2 separate regions of the Homo sapiens genome follow, and region 2 is linked to region 1. Evidence: chromatin loops called from intact Hi-C (ENCODE). Cell type or tissue: heart right ventricle. All regions are shown on one strand. Each heading gives the region's core, and the rest is flanking DNA. Links, peaks and the distances in the headings are about the cores only. Region 1 has its middle 16 kb from the start of CALML3-AS1. Region 2 holds the start of LASTR (lncRNA associated with SART3 regulation of splicing).

Evidence for each region. Peaks named below come from ENCODE experiments on the same cell type or tissue, not always from the same donor. Only the 100,000 strongest peaks of a DNase experiment are listed, where the experiment ranks them.
Region 2: it touches region 1 in a loop (2.4-fold over the local background); 14 of 110 quality-filtered maps call a loop at or near these places.

The regions. Positions count from the first base shown.
Region 1 is chr10:5,537,304-5,546,804 of GRCh38, reverse strand. No RefSeq gene overlaps it. Among named protein-coding and RNA genes, the nearest start is that of CALML3-AS1, 16 kb to the right of the region's middle. RefSeq lists enhancers at 1-433, 7,170-7,669. In heart right ventricle, for the core only: no CTCF peak of the experiment used is centred there; no DNase peak of the experiment used is centred there; H3K27ac peaks cover 539 bases.
Region 2 is chr10:5,592,775-5,602,275 of GRCh38, reverse strand. LASTR (lncRNA associated with SART3 regulation of splicing) reads left to right here and starts at 6,158. Exons shown (of 2, transcript NR_134491.1): 1 at 6,158-6,265; 2 at 6,697-7,292. RefSeq lists enhancers at 4,798-5,670, 5,956-6,250. In heart right ventricle, for the core only: no CTCF peak of the experiment used is centred there; no DNase peak of the experiment used is centred there; H3K27ac peaks cover 374 bases.

The DNA.
Region 1 (9,501 bases), core at 1,039-9,038:
TCTGTCTTATGCTTCTTTTTCCTTCAACTGCATCCTTGGGAGGGTGGTAGATAGAAGACAGACATTCTTTACACAGGTGAGGCCCGCAGGAAGAACCAGGGCCAGTCCTCATGGTCATCACACACCTGGAGAGGGAGGCTTCTGTGACTTTGTGTGTGGTGACAACGCTGTGCTGCTTGGTCTTCCGAATGGTTGGACAGCCTTTGGCATGTGCTCTAGGACGCCCAGAGCTGCAGGTTGGCCTTGACTCCTCTAGCCTTGCCAAGTCCCTCAGGTAGATCAGCCCACTGGTACCTTCAGCCGGCCGGCACCCTCCTGCCCAGGTGGGGCCATGCCTCTGTTGGCTGCACTGTCTTTCAGGAGGGTGTCCTTGGCTCTGGCATTCTGGGCTCCTAGAACAGAACTGCAATGGTTTTCCTCAGCCTGCGTTCCTGACTTCTGTCCAGCTTGTGGTCTGCCTTGTGGCTCCCTTCCCTGGGGACCGTCCCCTCTGTCCCCCACCAGGAGGGTCATGCCTGCCACACACTGCTCCTAACAACCCGCCCTGTGATGGCTCTGGCTGGTGACCCGCAGCTGCTGGCCAGGCTGGGCTGAACCCGGATGGCTGCGGATCAGCAGAGCACGCGCCCCACCGCGTTGGGCCTGCTCTCGGATATGCTGCTGGTGGACTGACTCATAACTAGCGCTTCCTCTCAACAAAAACAAACACCCAGGGAGAGACTCAAGGGCCCTCCTTGGCTAAACAATTCTTGAGATTGAGTTGGAAGGGAAAACCCATTACACAAAGGGCTTTGCAGGGGAAGAGGGGAGAAGGCGAGAAGCCAGAACAAACACAAGAAGGCCCAAGCCACCCAGGGACTGGGAGAGGGACTCCGGCTCAGGTGGGCGCGGCCATATCCACCTTTTTGGGACTGAGACACTGAGCACATTTGCTCACTGCTTTCCCTCCGACAGCTGTTAAAGCTGGTGCTTTGAACCCAGCCCTGGGCAGGGTCCTTGCTGGCTCCGGGAACCTCCATTCTTGCTGGGCTGACCCTTTGCACAGCGGGCTAGGGCAGCCCTGGGTGTGGGGCTCCAGCTCACAGACAGTGTGATCATGAAATGAGGAAAGTGTGGGCTTTGGAGTCTGTGAGACCTGGCTGCAAAGGCTGCTCTGCTGGCCCTAGCTTTATGGGCTCAGGCAAGTGACTTAACCTCGCAGAGTCTCAGTTTCTTTATCTGAGAAATGGGTGGTGATGCCTACTTGGGAGATTGCTGTGAGGATTAAAGATGACCTATGTACAGTGCTGGAACATAGGAGGCAGTTACTACCTAGCAGCTAATCTTACTTAATTAAATATCTTCCCCTCTCAAATAAACCTTCTGGGTCTAGCAAAGAAAGTTGAGTAAGATACAGGCCTTCTCCACTGGACACACACAGCTCCTTGGGGACCATCTGGTGGGATCTCATTCCCAGGCCCCAGGCCAGATGCTCATCAGCACCCAGTGAGGCCACAGCCAGCCCTGATTCCAGGTCACTGGCCCACCTCTGGTCATAGTGGCCTCTTCTGTCTTCTCATCATCCCACAGTTAGGCAGGACCTCCCATGAACCAATGGAAAAATGCCCAGTAGTACAGATGCCAGCATGCTGACCAGGGAACAGGCACAGGTCACCTTGGGCTCGGTGTGGAGCCATCAGCTGGCCAGGGGGACCTCACTGTCCTCCTGGTTGCAGAGGAAGGCACTGGGCTTGTGGGAAGAGTCTTAGAGAAAAACTTTGCAATGGGGCATGGCCACAGGACTGAGGGCCAAGCAAAGACTACTGATGAGAATTTCTGTGGGGGGAGAGTTTCATTTCAATGGAAGGAAGAACTTTTATCAGTAAGAACAAAAACTTCACTGTTGAAGAATAGATTCAAGGGCACCTTCACCTTCTTTGTCCCTCCTTGACTTGGCCACTGGTGGTAGTGTGTGTGCACATGTACGTGGGTGTGTGTGTGTTGTTCAGCTTAATAAATAACACATCAAAATCATGCAGTGCAGTCAAATTCATATGAGAAAAAAATTTGTTTGTTCTCAAGTTCTGTGAAAGTAGATATACCTGAACCAGCCAACCACTGACCTCCAACTACCAAGTTCTGCCAAAAGTTGTGACACTCAGAGGACAAACCAGTTAAGCAGTGTTTGTCAAAAAATATTCCCTGGACAAGACTTATTCCTGTCTGGGTGTGTCCACGTTACAAAAGCATGTCTACACCACATTGCTACATCGATCTTCAGAACGTCTGAGTGAAGTAGGCAGGAGGGTATTGTCTTCCTTTTGCAGAGGAGGAAATAACTTGCTCAAGGTTACATGGCCAGCAAGTAGCAGGCTTGGGAGAACCAGGTCTTCTGGCTGCTTCACAAAGCCTGATCTAGAAAAGGAGGGGGCTGCCTCGTGAGTCCCGTGGACCCAAACTGAGATCAGATGACAGAGGATCAGATCATGGAGACCTTCTGGAGTTCATAATTGTACCATGAAAGCATTGTCCTGCACGACAGTGAGAGCAGAAGTTGGCACAATTTTTAGATGTGTAATTTGGCAATATGAATCAGAAACCATAAAGGTGACTATGGGCTTTGACCAATTATTTTCATTTCTAGGACAGTGTCTTCAAGAAATAATCAGAAATGGGCACCAGGTTAAAAAGTTACACATAGGGTTACCGTATGACCCAGCAATTCCACTCTTGGTGTAAGCCCAAGAAAATGAAAACATGTGTCCACACAGAAAAATTGTATGTGTTTATAGCAGTACTATTTATACTAACTGAAAAGTGAAAAGACCCCAATATTCACCACTATTGAAAAAATAAAATATGATCTATCCATATAGTAGAATATTATTCTGCTGTAAAAAGGTATGAAGTAGTGATATTTGCTGCAACATGGATGACCCTTGAAAACACTGCGCTAAGTGAAAGAAGCCAGGCACAAAAGACCACATCCTATGACTTTGTTTATATAAATCCAGAATAGGCAAATTTGTAAAGCTAAAAGTAGAGTAGGGTTGCTTAAGTTTGGAGTAGGAAAGTTGGGAAGATGCAGATTCATTGCTAATGGGTATGATGTTTATTTTAGCAGAACAAAAATATTCTAAAATTAGATTGTGGTGAGGGTTGTACAACACTGAATTATTTTTAAAATGTTAAACTGTACACTTTAAATGAGTGAATTACATGGTATGTGACTTATATCTCAACAATTTTTTTTCTAAAAAAAAAGGGCACCAGGAAGTTCTTCTCATCAGTTTTCATAATAATAAAAAAATTTGAAACAATCCAAGCTCATAAGGAAAAGAAATAATCAAATAATTATAGTACACCCATAGTTGATGTATAAAGAAATCAAAAAATATAATACATAAAAATATTTTAGACAATGAGAAAATGCTCATGAAATATTAAAAATTATAAAATACAAATGTATGTTTAGTGTGATTTCCATTTTATTTTAATTTTTAAAAATTAAATGTTTTATCTTTTAAGAAAGAATTTTAAGAAAGAATGCAGAGATCCTGTGTATCTTTCACCAATTTCCCCAGATGGGAGCAGTTTGCAAAACTGTAGTACAAGACAGCAACCAGGACATTGACCTTAATATGGTCAAGCAACAAAACATTTTCACCACTGCAAGGATCACTTGTGTTGCCCTTTTATAGCCATGCCCCCTTTCTTCCTGTGCCATTCTCACCTTAATCCCAGGAAACAGCTAACCTATTCTTCATCTCTATGATTTTGTTATTTCAAGATTGTTATAAATGGAATCATATAGTGTGAAACCTTTTGGGACTGGCTTTTTTCACTCTACATAATTCACTAAGACCCATCTAGGTTGTTGCACTTATCCTTAGTTCGTATTTGTTTAAAAACCTGTACACAGCGTGTGTAGTAGTTTTATTTGTAATAGCCCAAACCTGGAAGCAATCCAGAATTCTCCAGGGAAACCATCTGGGCCTGGAGATTTCCTTTTTTAGGAGGTTAAAAATTACCAATTAAATTTCTTTAATAGTTACAGGGCTATTCAAATCATCTACTTTATATTTGATGAGTTGTTATAGTTTACATTTTTCAAGGAATTGGTCTATTTCATCTAAGTTGTCAAAATTTACGTGGATAAAGTTTTTGTGGCATTCCATGAGTATCCTTTTGATATCTGTAGGGTCTATGGTAATATCCTTGTTTTATTTCTGATATTTGTAATTTATGTCTTTCCTCTTTTTTCCTTTGTCAGTCTTACTAGAAGTTTACCAATTTTATTGATCTTATAAAAAAACTAGTTCTTGATTGATTTTCTCTATTTTTTTCTGTTTTCAATTTCATGGAGTTTGGTTTTTATTTCTTTATTTCTGCTTTCTTTGGATTTACTTTTTTTTTAGGTTCTTGAGGTGGAAGCTTAGATTATTTATTTGAATTTTTCCTTTTTCTAATATATTCATTTAGTGCTATGAATTTTCCCCTCAGCACTGCTTTAGCTGAGTGCCACAAATTTTGATATGTTGAATTTTCATTTTCATTCAGTTCAATGTATTAAAAAATTATCTGGAGACTTCCTCTTTGACCTCTGGGTTATTTAGAAGTGTGCTATTTAGTTTTCAAGTGTTATGAGATTTTCCTATCATTTCTCTGTTATTGATTTCTAGTTTGATTCCATGTGATTGGAGAACACACGCTATAAGATGTGAATTCTTTTGAATATGTTGAGGTTTGTTTTGTGGCCCTGAATATAGTCTATCTTAGTGTATATATTTTGAAGTATGGGAAAATGTTCATGATATATTATATAAAAATATAAATTATAAAATGTGTGTATAGTGTGATTCCAATTTTATGTTAACTGCCCTTTATTTTCCTCCTTATCCTCTTCTGAATTATCTAAAGTTAAGAATTCTACCTTTTATGATCAGAAAGTTTTTTTTTTTAAATGGAAAGAGCAGTGGGTAGTGTGTCATAAGATACAAGTTTAAAAACTGGGCTCTCATTTTCTAGCAATGTGACCCAGGCACTGCATCTCATTTTATCTAATTGAGCCTCATTTCTAAAATCTATAAAATGGAAATAATAAAATGCCCACTTTATAGAGTTATTGTATTAAACAATCCAAAGCCAGCATTTATTAAATGCCCAAGCAGTGTGCACACGGTATGGTGGTGTTTCTATTACAGTGAGGAAGCTGGACTCTTTTATCTCTTGGGTCCCTTGCGACTATTTGCTTTTAAGCCTCTGTGATTCTTTCACTGAGGAGCAGACAGAAGTCTGAAACATATTGTGTCTGTGGACAGAACTCTCCATAAATTGCTGTTCTCCAGATATTTCTGGAAGCCTGGGAGTATAATTGGGATGTAACAAATTTGGACTTTTTAGCAATGTTCCAATTTCAAATGTTCTGTCCTCTTGCTCCCCTAGTATAACAGTAATGTTTTCACCATGCAATTTCATTTCTGGTTAGAAAAATGTGGATATTAGGTTAAAAGATTCACCTGAAAGGAGAAGAAAAATTCTTGGTTGTCTGCCATACCCTTTACTAGAAACCTTTCCCCTCTTCTTAGGCCTGTGATTGTTCTCCAAAGCAGGTGATTGTAATCAAGCTCCCAAGAACCAGGTTATCAGTCAGTTTTACAGCCCTAATTTCTCAATGGCAGGAAAGGAGTGGGGCCTGTAAGATGAGTCAAGGAGGGACAGGGTTTCCTTGGTATTACTTAATTTTAAAGTCCTTTTCCCTGCCCATGCATGACTCCCAATCCACCGCTGGGCTGGCCTCTAGAAGAACCGCTGTAGGAGCTCTCACCCTGCCAGGGCCACCTCCGGTCTTCTCTCTGTGTCTTCCACCCTTCCTTGGCCAGCAGACAGTCTTCTGGTTTTAGAAGTGTCTTTTCTTCCTACTTGTGTGGTATTCCCTTCCAAATCCACCCTATCCATGTGGATGGAGTCTTCTTGACCAAGAGAGCCAGGGTCCAAGCTTTTCTAAGGATATTCCAGAGGATACTAGGGTCTATTCAGCCAATGAACCCTTAGCCCTGCTTCCAGACTCGGTGTACTACCATCCCTCTCAAAGCTCCCTGTTCATCCAATGTGTAGTATCTACTGATAATTCAGCATCCCGTGCCAACCAGTCATGCCCCACTCTGTGATCTTAGGGTGGCGGATGCCTATTTATACATTGCCCTTATTTTATTTTACACCCTTTATCACCTGGGTCTGTGAGTTTCTTGGGTTCAAGGACTTTTCTCATTTGTTTTTGTTTATTTTGATCAAGGTAAATATATAGCATAAAATTTACCATTTTAGGTACACAATTTGGTGGCATTAAGTGTACCATAGTCTCAATGCCTTAGTCTCAACACTAAGTCACATGAAATCAAACTAGAACTGTCACCACCATCCATTTCCAGAATTTCATCATCCCAAACGGTAACTGTCTACCCGTCAAACAACAACCCCAGCTGGGCGCAGTGGCTCATGCCTGAGGTCCTAGCATTTTAGGAGGCCGAGGTGGGCAGATCACTTGAGTCCAGGAGTTCCAGACCCGCCTGAGCAACATGGTGAAACCCTGGCTCTACAAAAAATACAAAAATTAGCCAGGAGTGGTGGTATACGCCTGTAGTCCCAGCTACTGGTGACGGGGGAGGCCTGGGAGCTGAGGTGGGAGGATGGCTTGAGCCTGGGGAGGCGGAATCTGCAGTGAGCCGAGATTGCACCATTGCACTCCAGCCTGGGTGACAGAGTGAGATACTTTCTGAAAAACAAAAAAACAAACCAAAACAAAACAAAACACCCCAACAAACCCATTTATTTTTGCATCTTCTGTCTTCTATGTGAGGACCTTTGCCTAGCACACATCCAGGCAGACATATTGTGACATTGTCCACAGACATGAGACATACTGTGAAGGTGCCCTTGAGTTGTGCAAGACAGTGGTCAAGCTCCCATCCCACTTCTTAACACATGGCGGGACCTTAAATGTTCTTAAAATTGAACCAACCGGAAAGCAGGATATTATGGGCACACTTTTAATCCTTGGCTCTTGGGGTAAACTGCCCTCAAGAAAGACCTTGACTTTCACCCTGGGGAGAAGATCTCTCTTTCATGGCCTTCCAAATTCTGCGATCTGTGGCATTAATTCTGCTCAAATTGATTTCATTTGTCTAATATTTTCAGCCTAATGAGACAGTGGGCTGTGCTACGTGACCGAACCAGCAACTAAAGCAACAGGGCCTTCCCCTTGGGGTGTCCATTCCCCAGGGTCGGGCGATAGGAACTTCCTTCCAAGCGACTGAACCAGCAGCTACAGCAACAGGGCCTTCCCCTCGGGGTGTCTGTACCCTACGGTCAGGTGATAAGAACTTCCTTCCATGCGGCTCTCGTCTTTGAAATCATGACTTTAATGGTGGTGATAAGACCACAGAAACTTTTGCTACTTGAATCCTCTCAAGGGCAGCTTAGAAAAAGTCAATTTTGCTAGAGACATGGGGAGACACAGAACTCCTCCATATGAAATACATCATCCCTGTTTTAGGACAAAAGAGCGGGTCTGTGGGTATGAAGTGGACGGCACCCTCCTCCCTTCAAGCGCAGCCCAGCCCTCCTCTCCCCTCCTCTCCTGCAAGGTGTCGGTGATTCCTCCGGCTTGCCCTGGGCTCTCCCTTCTCAGACCAGGCGCCTCTGTGGTCAGCATTGTGCGTCTGGTTGCTTACATGCCCCTGCTTGTTTACGGTGATTGTTTTGTGTCCACAGATCCTGGAGAATGAGCTATTTGAGGAACAAGACTTAACTTTGCTATGCATAGCTCATCGAGGACGTTCCAGCAGAACTTATTCCCTGAGTGATAAAGCATACAGGGTGTAGGTTTCTGTAGAAAGTCAGACAGAAACAGATGGAACTAAAGAAAACACAGTTAGAGGGGTCCCCAAATAACTGACTTGTGCTTGTCTCTTTGGCTTTTGCATTATCTCTGAGACGCAGAATGTACCTGGAACATTCCCCTGGAGGGCAGGACCTGTGAAAACAGGAGCAGGAGGAGCTGGCATCAGCTGTGCTTGCTCCCAGTTCTGCAGCCTGAAGGGAAAAGGCTCCTGAAGCTTTCTTACCACAGGAAGGAAAAACAACTTGCATTAAGGCTGTGTCCCAAGATCAAAGACATTCTTAAACAATGAATGAGTACCAGGGAAAAATATGTTAGGCCAGAGTGGAAGTTGGGTTGTATTTGGAAAGAAGTGGCGGTACCGAGCAAAGATGGGGAGAGAGGGTCAGGAGTAGAAGAAACAGGCCGGGCACGGTGGCTCACGCGTGTAATCTCAGCACTTTGGGAGGCCGAGGCGGGTGGATCACCTGAGGTCAGGAGTTTGAGACTAGCCTGGCCAACGTGGTGAAACCCCATTTCTACTAAAAATACAAAAATTAGCTGGGCATGGTGGTGCATGCCTGTAATCCCAGCTACTCAGGAGGCTGAGGCAGGAGAATCGCTCGAACCCGGGAAGCAGAGGTTTCAGTGAGCCGAGATTGTGCCATAGCACTTGAGCCTGGGCAACAAGAGTGAAACTCTGTCTCAAACAAACAAAAAAAGGAGTAGAAGAAACAGAAGACACGAAGGCAGTAGTTACGGAGAAAAAGCAAAAACAGAGAGCAGCGGAAAAGAGAGAGGGCAGAGATCTGGATGTAGAGAGATGGTGAAAGGAAGAGAGAGAGGGAGGGTGAGTGAGAAGGAGGAGGAGGACAAAGGAAAAAGAAAATGGGAGAGGAGAGCACTGGCAGAGCAACCTAGGCTTTAAAGAGCGAAGAATGGACCAGGCGCGGTGGCTCAAGCCTGTAATCCCAGCACTTTGGGAGGCCAAGGAGGGGAGGATTGCTTGAGCCCAGGAGTTTGAGACTAGCCTGGGCAACATAGTGAGACCCTGTCTGTGCAAGAAAAACTGTAAAACTAGCTGGGTGTGGTGGCAGCGGCACACACCTGTGGTCCTAGCTACTTGTGGGGCTGAGGCAGGAGGATCGCTAGAGCCTGAGAGATTGAGGCTTCAGTGAGCCAAGATTGTGCCACTGCACTCCAGCCCAGATGACGGAGCAAGACCCTATCTCAAAAAAATTAAATTACATTAAATTAAAAATTTAAAAAAGTGAAGACTGGAAAAACAAGAATGAGATTTACAAGAGAATTAAAGGCGATGAGAGTTGGAAATACAAAATGGACAGCATGAGAAGTCTGGCAGAGAAAAATTCCCATGTAGGGAAATTGAGTTGGGCCACAGAGAGGAAGGCAGGAGGTCAGATGGAAACACAGAAGAAAGGATTTAGGTCACCACATCTTTTATCGGCCATTATAAAGAAGCCTGACTTCAGTCTGTGTTTATGGCTCTTGAACACAGACCCGAGGCAGCCTCTAGGGTGCAGCATCTGGGCAGGTGAGATGACCTTTGTCCTCCACAGGGAAAATGTGGTCAAGAATATTCAAAGGGCCAGGCGCGGTGGCTCACACCTGTAATCCCAGCA
Region 2 (9,501 bases), core at 428-8,427, 56 kb before region 1:
GGGAGGGTGATGGACTTCCTGTGGACCCCTCATCAGGTGGGCCTGGGAGGGTGACAGACTTCCTGTGGGCCCCTCGTCAGACGGGCCTGGGAGGGTGACGGACTTCCTGTGGGCCCCTCGTCAGACGGGCTACTTGCCCACCCCGTGTCTGCATTGAGGCTGCAGCAGGAATAGCACATTGGAGCTTAAAGCAGAGTGCTGATGTGTGCACCGCATTCTTCCAGGGCGGCTGTGGTGTTGAAAGCTCATTTGGCCAGGGTTGAATTAGCAGAGTGCATTGAGAAATGGAACTCAAGCCCAGTGTGATCTTCTGGGAAAAGCTGACACCAGGTAGGCCAAAAGCCAACATCAAATCCACACAGTGGCACCACCGACTGCAGTCGGGGAGAGAGCCACATGCTCCAAATTGGGTGAAGGTGGGGTCTGGAGAAGGCAGATTAGGAACAAATGAAGGGGGCTCAGGGGCTTCTGTGGCTGCTTTGAAGATTCCAGACCAGTGTTACGGGCAGGGGGTGCAAAGCCTGGCTGGTGTTAGGACTCCTGGGTCCCATCCTGGCAAGTGAGGGCCTGGTCAGGGGAATGCCAGCTGCAAGGGGCTCCCCTCTAGAGTCCCAGGGCAGAACTCTGCTTTGCTAGTCTTTCCCAAGCAGGAGGATGGCTTTGCCAGCCTCAGCGCATGCACCCAGTTCTGAGCGCTGTCTGGCATCTCAGCAACTACTCGCTAAACGTGCCGATTTGGTTGAGTCCTAATAGCCAAGGGAGGAAGTGGTCAGAGTGGGCCAGCCCTGAGTGCAGCTCACTGGTGGGGATTTATCGGGGCTGTCTATTGCTTGTTCTCCTCCATAGCAGCATGTGGGAAACAGAGGCATTTCCGGTGTCCAGGTGACCTTGTGAAAGGGTCTTTTTAGTATTTTTTAAGATAGGGTCCGCTCAGGCTGGAGTGCAGTGGTGTGATCATAGCTCACGGCAGCCTCCAATTTCTGGGCTCCAGTGATCCTCCCGCCTCAGCCTCCAGAGTAGCTGGGATGACAGGCTCACACCACCATGCCTGGCTAAGTTTTGTATTTTTTGTAGGGATGCAGCCTCGCTATGGTGCCCAGGCTGGTCTTGAAATCCTAGCCTCTAGTGACCTGCCTGCCTTGGCCTCCCAAAGCTCTGGGATTAAATGCGTGACTCACCATACCTGGCCCCAAAACGTCTTAATTCCAGACCCTCCTTGCTCACTGGAAACTCCTTTTCTGATGCCTTGGGTGAGCTGTGGTCTTCATCGTGGCCTCCCTTTATTTTTTTTTTTCCAGCTATCTACATTTTCACTTATTATCTGATTTTGAGGAGACTTGGAAATTTATAACATTTCTCTATGGCTCACCCACCATCTTGGGTCTCTAAAATTCACTTCCAGCAGGGCCAAGGAAATATTGAAGACTACACTGTTGTTTTTCCAAATGTTATCACAGGAGCAAGAGCTGAAGACCAGAATCTTCCTCCCGTCTTCCCTTCATGCTCATTCTCTCTCTCTCCCCCTCATTCTTCCCCAGTCTCTCTCCCACCCCTCTCTTCTCTCTTTCCCTGGGCTACACAATGATAACATACAAAATAGAAACAGAAAACTAAAATTAGATGTGTGTGACCAAGGATCCTGCTTTGAGCAAAGGAAAAATAAACCATACCCACATTTCTATTTTTCCCAGGACTTGAAGAACAACCTTGGCTATTTGGGCAGTTGGCTATTCCTGGGAACATTTCAGAAATAACTCATGTTTGTTTATTATTGAGTATTTATAACAGTTTCAGAGTAGGTTTCCAATAGCCCCACGGAGGACAGCGTGGGCTCCGGGAGGGATGGGCAGGAGGGCCTCTGGCCAGGAGGCGGGAAGGGCACCATCACTGCTGGGTCTCACACCCCCACCTGCTCCTTCAAATTTCTGCTTGCTGAGGCCACAACACAGGGGTGACTTCCCGAAACACAGGGCTCGGAGCTTTGTTTCTCTGTGAGTCTTCCCTGAAAGGACGTAAGAGCCTAAATTGGATTACTTCTTGCATTTGATGGAGTGTGGTGCACACACACACACACACACACACACACACACAGGCAAACACTCTGTGCTCAGGCATGGATTAGAGGTGACATTTCTGGAGGCATGAATGGATGGCGGATTCCTGAGCAATCACCCACAGACCTGTGCGCCCAGGAATGCCGCCGGCTGCAGGGCGCTGACATCACCCCTCTCCTCCGGGCCCTGGGAGAAGTGCTCGGACCCCAGGTCTCAGGGCGGTTATTTTTCGCCAGCAGACCGATGCTGTGGCATTCTCACGGTGTGCTCCAGGGAGCCAGGCTTTCGGGGAGGGCCCCTTTGGCCTTTTGAGCTCCCAGTCTCTGCCTCTGCTGTGAAAGAACCAAGAGTTACAGGTGGTTAAAGGTGGAGGGGACTTGGGACCCGTTTGCTCAGCATCTTCCACTGGTAGATGAGGCCAGAGGTCAAACAGCCTACTCAAGGTCAAACAGCCTGTTCAAGGTCAAACAGTCAGCGACAAAGCCACTGTCCCCTTCAGCTCGCCCCTGCACTGCTCTTTGTTTATTACAGTGATCCTCAAACAAGGTAGTCTCAGGACTCACTTTGTACTCTGAAAAACCACTGAGGCTCCCGAGGAGCTCTTGTTTATATGGCCGCATCTATCAATGTATGTTGCATTAACAATTACAGCTGAGAAACTTAAAAAATATGCATGTATTAATCTATCAGTCGATTAATAAACCTGTTGCACACCAACATCAAATATTCTTATAGGAAATAATTATATTTTTTCAAGACAAAAGAATTCAGTGAAAAGAAGGGCATTATTTTACATCTTGCAAGTCCTTTTAATGTATGGCTTAATAGAGGACGTTAAGGTTGTCATATCTCCTTCCGCATTCAATCGGAATTGAACCGCGTGTCATGTAGCTTCTGGAAACTTCACTGTGAGAGAATGAGAATGAAGAAGTCAATTAGTGTCTTAGGATTATTATGAAAGGATCTGGAACCCTTCAGCTGTTCCTCGGTGACACTTTGAGAACCACTGGCCAATCGTATGTTTCTGTTGCCTCTCCGGCAGCACTCTTTTTGACTCTGGCCCACGCAGTCGTTCGATAAACATGCATTGAGGAACTACCAGGTGTTAAGCTGGGAATTTAAAAACAAATGTCGCATATGTAAATGCTGGTCCAAAAACTCAGTTGCAGAAGAAATAGAGCACACTTTATTTTCCTGTAGTAACTTGACATCTGAGTGCAGGTCCGGGTGGCAGGGTCCTGGGAAATTCCAGTCAGTCCTTCCCCGGCTTTCTCCACCCAAAGACTGTGGGGTAACCTTGGGGGTCTCAGGGCCCTCATTTCCTTGTGGGGCCTTTATGCTCTGTGTGCACGGGGGCAGCTGAGACTCCGAGGCCTGGTCTCATGGCACTCTGGCTTCCCGGGCAGGAGGTGAAGGAGGTGGGGGGGTCCATCTGCCCTCTCCAGAGTTCAGCTCTGTCCCTCAGAGGAGCTGAGAACATGGGCACAGTTCCCCAGGGTGCATGTTCTCTCTCTCCCGTCTCATTCTCTCTCGTTCTCTCTTGTTCTCTTTCTCTCTCCTCTTGTTCTCTCTGTCTTGTTCTTTCTCTCCTGTCTCTCTCTTGTTCTCTCTCCTTCTTCTTTCTCTTGTTCTCTCTCTCCTCTCTCTTGTTCTCTCTCTCTCGTTCTTCTCTCTCCTCTCTCTTACATTCTCACTCTCTCATCTCACTCTCATTCTCTCCTCTCTCTTGTTCTCTCTCTCTCGTTCTTCTCTCTCTCTCCTCTCTCTCTTGCATTCTCACTCTCTCATCTCTATCTCATTCTCTCCTCTCGTTCTTTCTCTCTCTCTCATTCTCTCTCCTCTCTCTCGCTTTCTCTCTTGTTCTCTCTCATTCTGTCTCTCTCATTCTCTCGTTCTTCTCTCTCTCTCTGCTTCTCTCTCTTGTGTTCTTGCTCTCTCTTCTCACTCTTATTCTTGCTTTCCTCTCCCTCGTTCTCTCTCTTGTTCTCTTTCTCTCTGATTCTCTCCCTCGTTCTGTCTCTCTCGTTCTTCTCTCTCTCTCCTCTCTCGTTCTCCTTTTCTCTCATTTTCTCTCTCCTCTCTCTCTTGTTCTCTCGTTCTCTTTCTCTCATTCTTCTCTCTCTCTCCTTCTCTCTCTTTCCCTCTGTTGTTGTTTCTACCTCTCCCTTGGCTGCTTCCTATCAGGCCTGATTAATCTCTTGTTGGGGAGATCCTTCTCCCCTCAAGCTTCTTCAAGCCCTCTCTGCCCACTCCACCTTCCCCTTTCTCCCAGGGGCTTGGGGTTTTAGAACCAAAAGCTAGAAAAATGTGCAGGCTGTTTCTGCCCCGGCCTGCCTCACGCCTCCCTCAGGATTAAATGAGATAATAGTACATGTGCCTGGCTCACACAAGGACCCACTGAAGCCGCTGTTGGTGTCCTTGCGATTTGTACTCAGGGATATTGAGGCAGAAAGGTAAACAGGGAAGAGGAAAGGGGAAAATTCAGGGAGAGGAAACCTGAGGCATTCACATTTCAACACAGGCCATGACAGCGGCCCCTGGTCCCTGGTCTTCTGCAGCTGCTGGGGTCCCTCAGTACTAAAGGGAGGGGTGGGGAGCATCCCCCCATGAGGGGGGCATCCCCTGCTGCCCTCTCCTCAGCCACTCTCCTTTCTCAGGTCATGGCATGGATTTCATTTCCAGGAAATCCACTTCTAGCTCACTCGTCAGCAGGCCCAGTTGAAGGGACACAGCCTCATGGGGTCTCAGCAGGCCCCATTGGTGGAATGAAGCCTTGTGGGACCAGCACTCCCGGTTGGTGGGACGCAGGCCTGTGAGCTCAGCAGGCTCATTTGGTGGGACACAGCCTCATAGGGTCTCAGCATCAGCAGAGCTTTGGAGCCTCCAGTCCCCTCTGACACTGCCCTGCTGGGACTGCCCAGCCTCTGCTCAGACGCTTCCAGGGATGGGCCCTTCCTTTCCGGCTCCTGAGTCCTCCTCCTGGTGACTCGCCTGCTGCCCCAGGCGTTTTCAGGGGTGTCAGTCCCTATGTGTCCTCATCTGTCTAGGACCAGTGCCCCTGGGAGCACATGCCTGGCCGTCTGCTGGGAGCCGCTGGGCCAGCCCTGGGTAATTTCTGTGGGACATGCAGACCACGGCGGGCGCACCCTGTAGGTAGTCAGTAATGGCTCACGGATGACGGGTGTGAGCTGGAGCAGCAGTGGGCAGGGGCAGCTCACCTCTTTGCAGGAGGCGGGTGGGGCGGCCGCTCCGGGTGGCTGAAACCGATGGGGCAGGGCTGTCTTGACCACAGCTCGGGCCCAGGCTGCTCATCATCACTCCCTTTGCCCACCTGGATGGGGCTGCTCATGCATGGCCACTACGAACTGCACTCTGCATGTGTGTATGTGTGTGTATGTGTGTATGTGCATGTGTGTATGTGTGTATGTGCATGCGTGTGCGTGTATGTGTGTATGCGTGTGTGTGTGTGTGTGTGTGTGTGTGTGTGGTGGCCTGCGCTCTGTACACACAACCGCCCAGCAGAGAGAAAGAAGAGCACGGGATGGGAGAATCTCCTTTCTTTCCTCTGACGCTGTCAAGCCTTGTGGGTAAATCTGGAAGACGTGGTTGGTGGACAGTTAAGATTCCATTAAAAATGGGAAAGAGCCCCTGCATGTTGCCTTTAGGCCGTGATGCTCACAGCTGGATGAGTGTCTCGCCTGGCTGGTGCTTGCTTCCTTTGAACTCCTTTGCGAAGCAGGCTGGTGGTCTCCCGTGTGGGGATCAGACATGGCATTGGGTCCTGGCTGCACCCCACAGCTGGACCCCGAGCTCTTGTGAGTCTGGGCAGCGTCACCCTTCTGTTCTCCTGGAGTGGAAACGGGAGATGGGTGGATATGTTGCAGAAAAGCAGGATGACGGCAAGCCCCGAGGGCCCCAGCCTGGGTTTCCTGCACAGGCAAAGCTACTTGTGGGGGCTTGAGTGAAGAAGCCACAGTATATTACAACTCAGGAAAAAATCCACATTGTCTGTCCTGAGCAGCCTCATGGGAGGTGAATTAGAGGTGAGTCAGATGCCTTCGGGGGAGGAAATGACTTATCAGGCTGAACTTCCTTCAAAGTACGTCCATCCATCACTTGCAGAAAACAAAAGAGAGCAAGAGAGAAGACAGTGGGTGAAGTCCTGGTTCCAGACTCCCCTTTTTGCCGGGATATGATGGATCTGTCAGCTGGTGAGGCCCCTCTAAGAGGGGTGGTATCTTCGGGCCAGGTCAGGCCCATCTGGGAGGCTCAGGCATTTCCTGCAAGGGTGAAGGCCGCTCTCCATGCACTTTTAGGGTCCCCTGCTCCCACAGCGTAGCCACCCTGGCTCTTCTCCTGGTGAGAGTCTGCCTTGAGGGCTGAACGGTGCCACTGAGGAGCTGGAGAAGCTATAGCTTCCCATGGCAGCTTTTGTGGCCGGGAGTCCTGGTTCAGTCCTGTGCCTAGGGATTCTTGCTATTGCATGCATGCTTGTCTTAGACGGAAAGCTGGGGGAGGCACAGGACTTTCTGTCCGAAATGTTTTGTGCAGTGCTCAGCATGGTTCACCTCTCCTCACTGCCCCAGTATGATGATTTCTGCAAGAGTTTATCCTGATGATTCTATTTCCCCACTTTATAAAGGTGCCTAGAGTCCTAGAGAGCTAGAGATGGAGGGAAATTCAGATCATCTAAACCCTTCAGCCCTTCACTGGACAGAAGAGGAAACTGAGGCTCCATCTGCATGACGTTCCCAGAGTCACGGCACAAATTCATGGAAGAAGCAGCAGGAAACTCAGTTCTCCAGTCTGGGTCCAATGTGTGTTTTAGAAATATCTCCACAGGGTTAATGACTCAATTTTTCATGCATGATTGCTAGTAATGACAATCATGTTATGTTTGTTTCTGTAGCTTTGGAAATCACTCCTTCCACTTGAGTTTCAGGTCCCAACTGTCCACACCTGCAGGAGTGAGGTTTTGCTGAGACTGATAAGGCACTCACATTTTGTGGGAGTTGAATTGTCTCTGTAGCCTAGAATCTAGATTTTTTTCCCTCCTCTGCTCTCAGTGAACGGAGAATTCCATCTCGGTACAATCTGTGAACCATTCTGCAGTAAGATTGTCATCGTCTCATTCATACTACCTGGTCGGTAACACAAAGGGCTGTAATTGATGTGGTTCAGAGACTCACATCCAAGCAATAAAAATGAATCCCTTATGGTGGTCTGCAGCAACGCAAATGGATCCAGTGTCTGGCTTTAATGGGAGTGGGGAAATTGCTAACAGATGACGGTAACTTTCAGAGACAGACAGACACAGAGAGAGAGAGAGAGACTCTGGCCTTCCAGCTGAAACCACTTCTGATGGCAGCTCTTCCTCCCACATGTGCCTCACAGACGTCGAATATTTACGGGATGCCCTGAGCCCAGCCCTGCTCAGGGTTTAACAGCAGGGGCCATGTGTGTGTGACGGCTGAGGTCACGCAGTCGTTCATTTCAAGCTGTAGAGACATTTGGTTTTAAAAACCCCAGTGCCTCCACTGGGATTGGCTTTCGGAGAAGAAAAACAGCTCCTGAGTTCTTTTCCTGTCCAAGCCCGGGTGGGATCATGCTGCATTGCCAGCCTCCATTAACCCTTTGGGGCTGAGAAAGTTCTTAAACCTTGTGACTTTCTCCCGGTGATTTTTGCCTTTTTGAGGAAGCTGTGTGAGCTGCAGTGATTTCCTGTGAGCTCAATGAAAATGTGTCTGATGTGTATGCACCTGAGCTAGAAAGCCCAAAGACTGCTAAGAAGCCATGTGAGGGCTCAGAAACAAACATGTTGGGGCTTCGAAAGCCTGTTTTTGGAACCACTTTCCCTGTCTGCAAGGCAGAGGGAGGGAGGTACTCTGTTATTTCTAAGTCTCTCTTGAGCTCTTACACTGTGCAAGCCCATGAACGTATTTAATCGTGCATTAGACAATTGTTTTTAATCTATGCCCTGCCTCTCCCAAGATCAACCTTTCCCTGAGATCGGGGCCCCCTCTGGGTGCACAGGGATATTTTTATTTTTTGAGTTGGAGTTTTGCTCTTGTCACCCAGGCTGGAGTGCAATGGCATGATCTTGACTCACTGAAACCTCTTCCTCCCGGCTTCCAGTGATTCTTCTGCCTCAGCCTCCCAAGCAGCTGAGATTACAGGCATGCACCACCACACTCGGTTAATTTTTGTATTTTTAGGAGAGATGGAGATTCACCATGTTGGCCAGGCTGGTCTTGAACTCCTGACCTCAGGTGATCCTCCCGCCTTGGCCTCCCAAAATGCTGGCATTATAGGCGTGAGGCACCGTGCCCAGCCCATAGGGATATTTTTATATACTTTCCTGCCCCATGGGTCAACTGTTCTTGAACCAAAGAAACAAGAGGCGGGGAAGTTATAGGAAGCTTTTAAAATATGCTTCTGTGCAGCACTGCTCGCAGCGTGTCACAGATGTGCGGTATTGGAAGACGAAGGTGAAACTGCATGGAGATGATTGTGTGGGGGATGAGGAGGTGGTGGGTAGGGGACTTGGCTTTCTTCACACAAAGACATCCAGGCAAATGGTAAGTCCAAAAGCCGTGTGACAGATAATGGCCATTGTTCCTGCAGGGTGACTCTTTTCTTTTCTTTTTTTTCTTTTTGAGGCGGAGTCTCACTCTGTCATCTATGCTGGAGTGCAATGGTGCGATCTTGGCTCACTGCAACTTCCGCCTCCCAGGTTCAAAGTATTCTTTTGCCTCAGCCTCCTGAGTAGCTGGGATTACAGGTGCCCACCACCACGCCCAGATAATTTTTGTATTTTTTTTAGTAGAGACAGGGTTTCACCATGTTGGCCAGGCTGCTCTTGAACTCCTGACCTCGTGATCCGCCCGCCTCAGCCTCCCAAAGTGCTGGGATTACAGGCGTGAGCCACCATGCCCGGTGACTCTTTTCAGTCCAAAGAGTCATCATTGTCACTAGACCACCTTTGAACATGGACAGCAACAGCACTATCTAATATTAACTTTCCCTGAATCAATACCCTCGTTTGACAAATTATAATTTAACAAAAATATGTTTATGTGTAGAAAAAAGACTAGAAGGATGCAGTGTCTCCGTGGGTGAGAAAACACGTGATTTCTGTTTTATTCTCACTCACTTATATTTTCTAAATTTCCTACTGAAAATGTTAATGAATTATTTAGGTAATGAGAACACAATCTTAATCATGTTTAATTGGTTCATAAGGAACGACAGAGCTTGGCAGCTTCTTGCAGGGTGCTTTCTGCCATCCCCAGCTGAGACACCAGTGGGGCTCGGAAGCTGCCCTCCAATGACAGCTGGTGATGACGGGGACACGGCCAGCTCCCTTCTCCTCCCTCTCCGTTGTGATCCGGGCAATTCCATGTACTCCTTTTCCTAAATCAAGAACACTCTTGATTTCTGGCATTAA